Linked DNA regions of Homo sapiens: regions 2 and 3 are each linked to region 1. A link is an interaction called in ENCODE POLR2A ChIA-PET data of the cell type or tissue named here. Cell type or tissue: Panc1. All regions are shown on one strand. Region 1 has its middle 98 kb from the start of LINC02643. Region 2 has its middle 140 kb from the start of NEBL. Region 3 has its middle 120 kb from the start of NEBL-AS1.

The links. ChIA-PET counts read pairs that join two places held together with the same protein. Peaks named below come from ENCODE experiments on the same cell type or tissue, not always from the same donor. Only the 100,000 strongest peaks of a DNase experiment are listed, where the experiment ranks them.
Region 2: POLR2A ChIA-PET joins it to region 1 with 24 read pairs; 3 of 35 experiments call an interaction of 5 or more read pairs at or near these places.
Region 3: POLR2A ChIA-PET joins it to region 1 with 10 read pairs; 4 of 35 experiments call an interaction of 5 or more read pairs at or near these places.

What each region holds. Positions count from the first base shown.
Region 1 is chr10:21,272,792-21,276,791 of GRCh38, reverse strand. It overlaps a transcript of NEBL not described here. Among named protein-coding and RNA genes, the nearest start is that of LINC02643, 98 kb to the left of the region's middle. In Panc1, no CTCF peak of the experiment used is centred here; no DNase peak of the experiment used is centred here; H3K27ac peaks cover 3,885 bases.
Region 2 is chr10:21,032,947-21,036,946 of GRCh38, reverse strand. It overlaps a transcript of NEBL not described here. Among named protein-coding and RNA genes, the nearest start is that of NEBL, 140 kb to the right of the region's middle. RefSeq lists a silencer at 3,171-3,347. In Panc1, no CTCF peak of the experiment used is centred here; no DNase peak of the experiment used is centred here.
Region 3 is chr10:21,056,759-21,060,758 of GRCh38, reverse strand. It overlaps a transcript of NEBL not described here. Among named protein-coding and RNA genes, the nearest start is that of NEBL-AS1, 120 kb to the left of the region's middle. In Panc1, no CTCF peak of the experiment used is centred here; no DNase peak of the experiment used is centred here.

The sequences.
Region 1 (4,000 bases):
TCCCCATGTTGGCCGGGCTGGTCTCGAACTCTTGGCCTCAAGTGATCTGCCTGCTTTGGCCTCCCAAAGCTCTAGGGTTACAGACATGAGTCATCACTCCTGGCCTCTGGCTAATTTTTGTATATTTTTGTAGAGATGGGGTTTTGACATATTGCTCAGGCTGGTCTCAAACTTCTGAACTCAAGAGATCCATCCACCTCGGCCTCCCAAAGGCTGGGATTATAGGCATGAGCCATCATACTCGAGTGGCAATCAGTTTTGACCAACAAACTACCATATTCTACTTGTGGCTCAGTTTTGGTGAGAAGAGGCTTCTGTGAGGAAGGGGTAGAAGATTATAGGAAGTGTGGGTCTCAAGGCAAGGAACTTGAAAAGCCACACCAGGGCTACACTAGGGGTTGGTGGGTGGAGGGTTGTGGTGGGATGAAGCCCAAGGTGTGGGTTAACCTCACAACAGCAGAGCCTGGACATGTAGAAGAAAAATTCTAGGTTTTTATAAGCACAGAAAGGTGGTAAGTTGGGCTGGGCGTGGTGGCTCACGCCTGTAATCCCAGCTCTTTGGGAGGCTATGGTGGGCAGATCACTAGAGGTCAGGAGTTTGAGACCAGCCTGCCCAACATGGTGGAACGCTGTCTCCACTAAAAATACAAAAAATTAGCCAGGCATGGTTGTGCACACCTGTAGTTTCATCTACTCAGGAGGCTGAGGCATGACAATCGCTTGAACCTAGGAGGCGGAGGTCAGAATGAGTTGAGATCACACCACTGCACTTCAGTCTGGGCAACAGAGTGAGGCTCTGTCTTTAAAAAAAAAAAAAAAAAAAGAAAGGGCTGGCTGTGGTGGCTCACTCCTGTAATCCCAATCCCAGCACTTTGGGAGGCTGAGGCAGGCAGATCGCCTGAGGTCGGGAATTCAAGACCAGCCTGACCAATATGGAGAAACCCCGTCTCTACTAAAAATACAAAAAAAAAAAAAAAAAAAAAATTAGCTGGGTGTGGTGGCACTTGCCTGTAATCCCAGCTACTCGGGAGGCCGAGGCAGGAGAATTGCTTGAACCCAGGAGGCAGAGGTTGCGGTGAGCCAAGATTCCGTCATTGCACTCCAGCCTTGGCAACAAGAGCAAAACTCTGTCTCAAAAAAAAAAAAAAAAAAAAGCTGGTAATGTGATGAGTCTATGTTAGTTCAGGTTTTACAAAAGCAAACAAGACACATGGGTGCAAGTAGGTTTTGCAGAGGTGATCTCAGGAAATATTAGGAGGAGTGAGGACACGAAAAACAGAGAGGAGGAAAACCTGCAAAGTGGGTTTCGTGAGTGGGCACTCTGCACCACTCGGGCTCAGTGAGAGGAACTCTCGGAGACCCCTATTTTGGAGTCATCCCACTTAAGGTCTGGAAGCTGGGGAAACTTGTCCAAATCTAGTGATTGAAGGTTGCTCTGGTAATGTTTTCTGCTGGGGTCAAGCCTGAGACAGAAAACGCCCATAGGAAGAGAGATGCAGAAAGCCAGTGTATTTATTAAAAGCTTAAAATGGCTTAAAACAGCACACATTCATTAGCTTATAGTTTCTGGGAGTCAGGACCTGGGCATGATTTAGTTGAGAGATGCTCTGCTCCAGGGTCGCTCATGAGGCCGCGATAAAGCTGTTGAGCAGGGTGGGGTGGGCATCTCATCTGAAGGCTCAGCTGGGGAAGAATCCACCTCTAAATTCACTTGCATGGTGGTGGGCAGAATTTACAGTTAGCCCTTGAACAACACAGGCGTGAACTTCATGGGTCCACTTACACATGGACTTTCTTCCTCCTCTGCCTTCCCTGAGACAGCAAAACCAACCCCTCCTCCTCTTCCTTCTCCTCAGCCTACTCAATGTGAAGATGATGAGGATGAAGACCTTTATGATGATCCACTTCCACTCAATGAATAGTCAATATATTTTCTTTTTAAATTTTATTTTAAAATAATTAATATTAATAATTTAAATTAAAAAAAGCAAATATTTTTTCCTTATGATTCTTAAATAACATTTTTCTTTTCTCTAGCATACTGTATTGTAAGAATATAGTGTATAGGCTGGGTGTGGTGGCTCAAACTTGTAATCCCAGCACTTTGGGAGGCCAAGTCGGGTGGAACACTTGAGGCCAGGGGTTCGAGACCAGGCTGGCCAACATGATGAAACCCTGTCTCTACTAAAAATGCAAAAATTAGCCAGGAGTGGAGGTGCATTCATGTAATCCCAGCTACTCGGGAGGCTGAGGCACGAGAATTGTTTGAGCCTGGGAAGTGGAGGTTGCAGTGAGCTGAGATCATGCCATTGCACTCCAGCCTGGGCAACAGAGGGAAATTGTGTCTCAAAAATAGATAAATAATACTAACTAACTAAATAAAACGCAGTGTATAATGCATAGAACATAGGAAATATGTGTTAATCGACTATGTGATTGGTAAGGCTTCTTGTCAACAGCAGGACATTAGTAGTTAAGCTTTTGGGAAGTCAAAAGTTATACATGGATTTTTCTGACTCTGTCTGGGGCCATCACCCATAACTCCTGCATTGTTTAAGGGTCCACTGTATTTCCTGCAAGGATGTTGGACTGAGAACCTGGGCTCCTTCTTGGCTGTTGGCTGGATTTTGCCCTCACTTTCTTGTTACTGGGCCTCTCTAAACCGGCACCTTGCTTTCAAAGCAAGAAAATCTTCTCACAAAATGGTAGTTAGAATGTTTTATAACCTACTCATGGAAGTAACATCCCCTCAGCATTGCCATATTCTATTGGTCAGATGCAAGTTACTCAAGGAGATCACAAGGGCCATGAACATTGAAAGATGGGTCTCCTTGGAGCCATCTTAGAGGCTGCCTGGCAGAGCTAGCGTGGGCAGAGGGAATGTGAGCAGGACTTACAGCATCTGCTGCAGGGGTAAGCAAATTCTGGTGAAGGAGAAGGGGTGTTGGTAAGGAAAGGTCAAGGGTAAATTATCTGTGTATAGAGATAAGCTGAGAACCCTGGGAGCCTTTGGTCCCAGACAGTGAGATCCACCCCTCAGCTGGGCAGAGCACTTAGCAACTCCCTGGTTCCTGGGTCTGAGCCCCTGAGGGCAGGACTAGAAGCTGCATCTTAAGGGATGTGCTGCTCTCTGCCAGGCGGTCTTTCTTGTGTTTCCCTGGAGAATCCTCATGGCTGGTCCACAGAGCAACACTTGGCAGAGGCTGTAGGGTGTAGATAGGGAGGGACTGTCCACTTCCTCAGTGTCAACTGAACTGGAAACCACAGCCTCACAAATTGGATCTCAGCCCAAAGGCTGGTCAGTTCTACCAGCCCTGTGATGCTTAGCCCCTCTGTCTAGCTTCAGTGGGAGGAAGTCCCCTAGACTTGGAATACCCTCTGTCCCGCTCCCTCCAGGACTATTAGGAAATTTATTCTTATACAGAAATGAAATCTATTTCCCTGAAGCTCAATTCCCTCTTTCTCTTGGAGACCAGCTCTCCAAGGGAGAAATCTGCTGCTTGGGATCCTTCCTCCTGTTGAAATTTTACAGGTTGGTGCTCAAAGGTATAAATAGTGTCTTAGATGTGGTTGGTTTAGAGCAGATATGAGAGGGGCGAGAGGGAACTCTCACCTCCCCACAAACTGCCCTTCTATTAACCTCCTCCGAGGGCCCACAAGCTCCCAACCCTGTGGCTGTCCAATTTCATCATGTGGAACCTCCAATCAAGTAGATGACTCCAGTTGTCTTTGGTGAGCAGCTGCCAAGTCACATTTCCTCTTTCCTGTACCTAGATTTTTGTTTGTTTGTTTTGGTTGGGGCGGGGTGGCAGAGTAAGAAGGAGCCTTGTCTATTCTGTACATCCAAGAAGAGAGATGGCCAGCATGATCCTGGCTTCAAGGGACAATTTATCTTGCCATTTTATGGCACAATGACCATGATGGACATAATATCAATAAAGCAAAAAATGCACGCTCAACTGTCCAGGGAGGAGGAAGATAAAGGACAGTAAGAGCAACT
Region 2 (4,000 bases), 240 kb after region 1:
ACAAACAAAAGCAAGGAGGGCTGTATTCCAGGGGTCAAGAGCTTTAGAATATTCTACGCTTGAGTAGTGTTGCTCCCCCTACCTGGTGTCTGATGTGGAGATACCCAAGTCACCTCCAGGCCTAATATTCCTCATCTCTGGCCTCAAGACAGGGTATGTCCATGCTCAGGCGGATGGTTCACTTTCTGTAGAGACAAGCTTAAATCTGTACCTGGGGTAGATGCCTCTTCTGCTGGAGGAACGTGCTTTGCTTATATGGAGTAAAAGGAGGGTGCAAAGGACCTGAGTAGCCAGCTGATCTGAATGCACTTTTTGAATAGCCTGGCCATTGTGGGCCTGGTGACATTTCCAGAGCCCCTATCTGTCTGATATCATTGGCTGTTTTGTTTTTCTATCAATCTGCTCCTATTCATTGACTATCAACTAAGGGGTCTTCCTTCTTTCCTTTCTACTGTCAATGCTTTTATTCTTTATTTTTTAAAGTTTTAAATTTGAGACAGATCCTTGCCGTGTTGCCCAGACTGGAGTGCAGAGGTGCAATTATGGCTCACTGCAGGCTCGACCTCCCAGGATCAAATGACCCTCCCACCTAAGCCTCCCGAGTAGCTGGGACCAGAGGTGTACACCAGCACGCCTGGCTAATTTGAGAATTTTTTGTAGAAAGGAGGTCTTGCTATGTTGCCCACGTTGGTCTCTGGGATCAAGCAATCCTCCTGCCTCGGCCTCCCAAAATGCTGTGATTTTAGGCATGAGCCACTGTGCCTGTCCTTTTCTTTCTTTTTTCTTTTGAGACTCCAGCTGTGTCCCCCAGGCTGGAGTGCAGTGATGTGATCTTGGCTCACTGCACCTTCTGCCCCCTGGGTTCAAGTGATTCTCCTGCCTCGGCTCCCTGAGTAGCTGGGATTACAGGTGCGCGCCACCATGCCCAGCTGATTTTTGTATTTTTGGTGGAAATGGGATTTCACCATGTTGGCCAGGCTTGTCTCGAGCTTTTGACCTCAAGTGATCCGCTCACCTCAGCCTCCCAAAGTGCTGGGATTACAGGCCTAAGCTACCGTGCCCAGCCCTTTTATTCTTTTAAACAACTCTCTTTCTTCCTGTCTCTGTATGTATGTACATGTTATATATGTATATATGTACATTTAAAAATATTTCAGCTGGGCTTTGGGTGGGAGGTTTGCCATTTGAGAAGAAAATGTGTATGATTTTGAAGGTAATAAGGATATTTATTTTAAAATATGGTGTCTAGTTCAGACCTTCCACAAAGTTCTTCTTTTCTTCCTATGCCATTATCCTGTGATGGAAAAGGCTTAAAGCTGGACATCTTTCTCCTGATTCAAGGCACTGAACACAGCAGAAGTATAATGACCTATTGAGTTTTAGTTTAATTATATAATCGATGGCCAGGAATAAGTATATTTAAAGAAGAGCTGATATATTTTGTGATTAGATTCTGCCTTGAAGTACCTAGGAAGAAAGTGTGATTTGCTTATTGAGTTGCTTGGAAGAGGTGAGGAGAATAGTCGGGGTCACAGTAGTTGACAAGGTTGTACACAATGCTTAGTTCATTTTCTTTAACACATACTGTTGTAAAATATACTAATTTTGGGGGGCGGGGGGAAGGAGAGCATCAGAATAAATAGCTTGGGGGCTGGGCATGGTGGCTTATGCCTGTAATCCCAGCACTTTGGGAGGCCGAAGCGGGCAGATCACTTGAGGCCAGGAGTTTGAAAACAGCCTGGCCAACATGGTGAAACTCTGTCTCAGCTAAAAATACAAAAATTAGCCAGGCGTGGTGGCAGGCGCCTGCAATCCAGCTACTCAGGAGACTGAGACATGATAATCACTTGGGCCTGGCAGGTGGAGGTTACAGCGAGTTGAGATTGCACCACTGCACTCCAGCCTGGGCAACAGAGCTAGACTCCAGCCTGGGCAATGGAGTGAGACTCTGTCTCAAAAATAAATAAATAAATAAATAAATAAATAAATAAATAAATAAATAAGAATAAATAGCTAGTGCATGCTGGGCTTAACACCTAGGTGATGGGTTGACAGGTGCAGCAAATCACCATGGCAGATGTTTACCTGTGTAACAAACCTGCACATCCTGCACATGTACCCTGGAACTTAAAATAAAAATTTAAAAAAGATGCTAATTTTGGTATAATTTTTCCCTCCCTCAGTGCATCGATCCTGAAAAACCATATTTAAATGAATTTAATGTATAAAATTTGGAACTTAATAAATTGAAGTGCGTTAGACAGTTTCCTCCGTTAGACAGTTTCCTCCTCTCCCCAAGGACAGTTCTTTAACTCCATAGTGGAGGCCAATGATTACATAGATATTAGTCTGTTGAAATTGCTTTTGTAGTCATACAAGTTAGGAAATAACTGATCTGCAAATTGTCAAATAAGTAGAGTCTATGTATTGCAAGGAGGCTTATCCTGTGCTCTAGGATGTCTGGCAACAGGTGCCTGCGTTACTGTGCTGAGAAGAATGTTGGATCTTTTCTGGACTCTGCTGAGAGTGGTGTGATTAGTAATGTCTGCTCTGAGCACAGGAGGTAGCCCATAAGCTAGGCATAGATCAGTATGCCGGTGGTAGTGGTTGTTCTTGTTATTTTTATTGTTAATTATTAGTTTTCCACAATTTATTTAGCTTATTTATTATTTTGGGCCATACATTTATAGACCATAGTATTTTAATGGAAAATATATACCTGAATGTAATATGGTATTTCTAGTTTTGTTTGGGTCTTTTTTTTTTTTTTTTTTTTTTTCGAGATAGGGTCTTGCTCTGTTGCCTAGGTTGGAGTGCAGTGGTACAATCACAGCTTACTGCAGCCTCAACCTCCCAGGCTCAAGCAATCCTTCCACCTCAGCCCCCCTAGTAGCTGAGACTACAGGTGTGTGCCATCACTCTCAGCTAATTTTTGTATTTTTTTGTAGAGATGAGTTTTCGCTATTTTGCCCAGGTTGGTCTCAAAGTCTCTGACTTAAGCAATCCACCCGCCTCGGCCTCCCAAAATGCTGGGAGTACCAGCGTGAGCCACTGTGCCCAGACTGGTGTTTTTTAAAGAAATAATTTATTTGAAGATGTAGTTTTATATTGAGAGCCAAACGAGAGCCATATCATAAGAGCCAAGTGAGATATTGATATTTTATCATACAATTTTCTTTTCTTTTCTTTCTTTTTTTTTTTTTTTCGGAGACAAAGTCTCGCTCTTGTTGCCAGGCTGGAGTGCAGTGGTGCAATCTTGACTCACTGCAACCTCTGCCTCCCAGGTTCAAGTGATTCTCCTGCCTCAGCCTCCCGAGTAGCTGGGACTACAGGTGCACACCGCCATGCCTGGCTAATTTTTGTATGTTTAGTAGAGATGGGACAATTTTCAATAAGAGATTTCTGTTCTACATGGATGAATTTTGAGAGTGACAGAGATTTAAGTTTTAATATTTGTGATATATTCTTATAAGTGGGAACTAAACATTTACACATTTATGTACATCTACACATGGTCTTTTCTTAAAAATAGAATTATTTTATGGTTTTCCCCCATCTTTAGGCTTTAAATAATTATTTTTGTTCATATTGCACATTTGCTATAGGTATGATACTTATTTATTATCTTTATCAAAGGAATCGAATGTGATCCTTCTTGTGCTTCTAATGTTCTGTTTTCTTATAAACTTTGTTTTGATATTTTTCAGAGTATACTCATATCTTAGATACTCGAGTCCCAAATCTGCGTGTGTTTCTCTTGGCTGTAATCAACAGTGCCGGTTGGTGTTCCTGGGCACAAATCACAGGGCTGCTCGATGTCACACATTTCCTTGTTTGTGTATTCCCGTGATCAATATCAGCAACAGCACAGGGAATAGACTCTCTTCCACTAGCTCATATTTTTCTTAAACAATATGTAGGTGTGTGTGTGTGTGTATTAATTTCTCACCTTTTACACCATAATTCAAAATCTAGGTGACATGTTTCAATAGCCGATAAG
Region 3 (4,000 bases), 220 kb after region 1:
GGGGTAAGGATGAGAATTAGATTGAAATGGAAGAGAGAATGGAAACAGAGGAGTTAGAGAAGGCAAGCATAGAGAGGTTTTTGAAGAGTTTTGCATACAGGGAAGAGAAAAATGGGAGGTGGCAGAGGAGGAACCAGTGTTCCAGGGGATTTTTAAAAAAAATGAGATAAATAAAACCATTTTAAAATATATGAGCCAGTAGAGGGGGAAAATATTACAGGAAAAGGAGACAGTTTGTAGAGTGATGTCTTTGAGTAGGCAAGAGGGTGTACGATATAATAGCTGTGCAGAATAAGGCTGGTTTAACAAGCAATCCAGATGATTCTGATACACGCTCAAGTTTGAGAACCACCATTCCAGGTAATCTCTAGGACTCTCTAAAATTCTGTGCCTTGTGATGACTTTTACCCCATTAGCTGAAAATGAAACCCCCTCTTTTGTTTTGAATGTTGATACTGCCTAATGTATATGAAGAATGAGTCGAGATGGAATGTGACCACATGTATTACAGGCAGATGTGCTGTGGGGAGTGGTAGCTCTCCATCTGTGCTTTACACTGAGAGGCTTAATCAGCTGTACTGTCTCTTTAAACTATAACTTCTGTCATTTAGAAGCACCTCTTCATCATTGCCTGGGAGATCTGGCTGCATCTCCAGCTGCTATTTTTTAGATGACCGGGCATTAAACCCTAGCATAGTGAAGAGAGTGTCACAGGGACTTAAAATATTTGTATTTGGCAGAACCCAAAGGCTGTATGACAAATTAATGTCTCAGTACCCCAATGCTATTGTATCAAATTGTTGTATATCAAGTTTCCTTAAAATATGACCTAGTATTTTCATTGAAACCTTCCCAAAGAAGGATCCCCAGTTTGGAGTGTCTGGCCATCTTATGACTTTATTTTGTTCCTCATAAATTGGAGCTGTAGATTGGCATTATCACTGTAAGATAACCTTAATTCTAAAACTCACAGTTAACAAAATGGCCACACTTTCTTTCTCAAGTCAATTAAAGTTGATTTTAATTTTCCTAATGTTACATGACTGAAAAAAGTTGAGACAATGGAAAGAGTTTTAATCAACGCAGTAAATAACCTGAGTTTTAATAAAATAACTTGGTGTGAACAAATGTTTGGCTGGCACAGAGCATTATGCTTTTCCAGCTGTTAAAATTAATTTGAGAATATTTATTTTGCTTTATTTGGTAGAAAGTATAAGGTTGTTAACGTTGTATATTCAAGAGGTCATTCCCCTTCCTCCCCTTTGAAGTAGTCACAAAGTATTTGAAGTGCCTTTTGATACTAGAAAGTGATTTCCCTAGTTTCTCTGAACATATCTAAGGAAATTTGGAATGAGACTTGCCCTTTAGTATTCTGGGATTTTGTTAATTGTCCATCTGTTAATGTCAATGTTAACATTTTCATCCTGGAACTTTCACTCAGCATCCAACAGATAGAGTGCCTGTGCCCAGCACAAGTGGTGCAGACCATACGGAGTGCCTGGGTTGGTGGAATGGCACCCAGAAAATAACATCTGTAATTCATACAACATGATAAGAGCAATGACAGACGCAGGTGCAGGGTGCTTAGGCTGAACAAGTGAGGGGGGCTTCACCCCGACTGCTGGGGGTGGTGGTTAATAGTAAGCTTGATAAATGGGGGTGAGTGATAGTAAAGCCTGTCTAATATGTAATCTTTTAAATCATTTATAATAACATGGATTATAATCTTTCATGTTTTAATATTTAATTACTTTTATACCCATCTGTTTTATCATCACAAACACCCAATATATAGGCAGATCAAGAAAGAAAATCAAGGCTTAGAACCTTTGACCTGCTCAACTTTACACAATTAGTAGGAGCCAAACCTAATACTCAGCACATCTGAATCCTGGTCTAAATGTTTTGTACCTATAGTTAAGGAAATGAACTATGATTGATTTCAGAATTGGTTCTGAAATGAACTAAATTATATACTAGACCAATTTACAGTTCAGCAGTAATTTAAAGGATGTTTGAAATGTCTTTAAGTTCCCTTGAAATTGTGAACCTTTACATGCAACTCTGATATTATAATTGGGAACTTTTAAGAAAGTTTAGCTTGAGATTGATGACTGAGACAATTTTGTATTTAATGTTGCATTTGATAAACATGCCATTAAATAATGTTGTTTCTTTTACAAGTTGTTTTTTTTTAATACACTACAAAACTTTATCTACACTGTCATTGTTTCCAAAGTAGAAGGTTTTGGCTTATAGGTTTTCAACTTGTTCTTTTTCTTTCCTTTTTTTCTCCATATTTTAAAGCCTTATATTTATAAGAAATTGAAGCTGTTTTGTGTGTGTTTGAAATTTTTTTGTTTGCTTAATTTAAAACTTGCAGTGAAAGTTGATCTAATGGAACAGTTTAATGCCAAGTTTAGCTTAAAGCACCTTCCAAAAGTCCAAAAGAGCAAGAATGGATTATATCTATGCTCTCCTTGGCCAGGGAGAATGCTATGCTCTCAGGACTGCAGGCAGAATGCAAGGACACAAGTCTAGCATGTCTGAACTAACCCTGGCTCCTGACCAAAATGAAAAGACCCAGTGAACAATGGCACTGGTAGCCACATTCCAAAACCCCTGGAATGAAAGTTATTCACATTGATAGTAGCTGTTAGTAGTATCATTTCTGAGAAAACATGCTGAGCTGATTGCAACTGGCTGTAAAAATGACATGAAATTTGCCCTGTTTTCAAAGTGATGTATCTCTCAGAAAAAATAGATGGAAAGTCAGAACTTTCCCTTTTGATGGTGGAGTAAGCTGGTGTTCACGATTATATGATTTACTGATGAAATTCGGAAATGCAAAAATAAGTCTGGCTTTAAATATCCTTTTCATGTCATGTTAAGTTATGAATAAATTAACAGATCAGGGCCAGGTGCAGTGGCTCACTTTGGGAGACCAAGGCGGGCTGATGGCTTGAGCTCAGGAGTTTGAGACCAGCCTGGGCAACATGGCAAAATTCTGTCTCTATAAAAAATATACAAAAAATACAAAAATAAGCTGGGTGTGCTGGTGCGCTCCTGTAGTCCCAGCTGTTCAGGAAGCTGAGGTGGGAGGATTGCTCGAGCCTCGGAGGCAGAGGTTGCCGTGAGCCAAGTTCACGCTACTGCACTCCAGCCTGGGCGACAGAGCCAGACCCCGTCTCAAAAAAAAAAAAAAAAAAAAAAAAAGGAATTTCATTGGCTATTAGGTATCATTTAGATTCTTAACAGAATTTCAGATTTGAAAACTAGTTTGTAGTAACCTTTACCTCTAGTGACACACAGTTAAGATAAAGGTCCCAAATGGTTTTTCTCGGTGTTGCTTGGTGTTTCTTTGATATGTGCAAGGTCCCTTTGATGCCTGTTTTCCACATCTTGCTTTTTTGTTTTACCTGAGATGCTGCATCTCCCTGCTATTAATACTACTTACACACATTACTCTGCCTTACCGCCAAAAGTCAAAGAGCAACCCTTCCCGGGAGACTGTTCTCCCAACCAGGTGTCATCTCCCTTTTCTCTGAAACCCCATATAACCTCTCTGTTATTTTAAATAAGATTTTAGATGTGAAAGCCCGGCATAAGATCTGGGACATAGGCACCCAGAAATCTCAGCTTAACCACTTGTTTTATCTTATTTTGTGGCCACTTGTATATATGACTATTTTGCTTTTGGCATTTAATGGAGTAAACTTGACTTTTCTACCTGTTTTTTTAAATAATACTTTATTTGATAAATATATCATATATGCAAAAAGCTTTAAATTGAATGCACAGTTTAAAGAATCATAAAATGAGCACTTTTGTCTTTGACTCCGAGCTTAAGAAAGGGATTAGCTGTACTGCATGGAGCCCTCCCTGACCACACCTCCTCCCTCCTGGATGAACCACCATCCTGAATTTTGTGGTTATAATTTCCTTGCTTTCTTTTATAGTTAATCTGCATGTGGACGATTTTGTGATTTGCTTTCTTTCT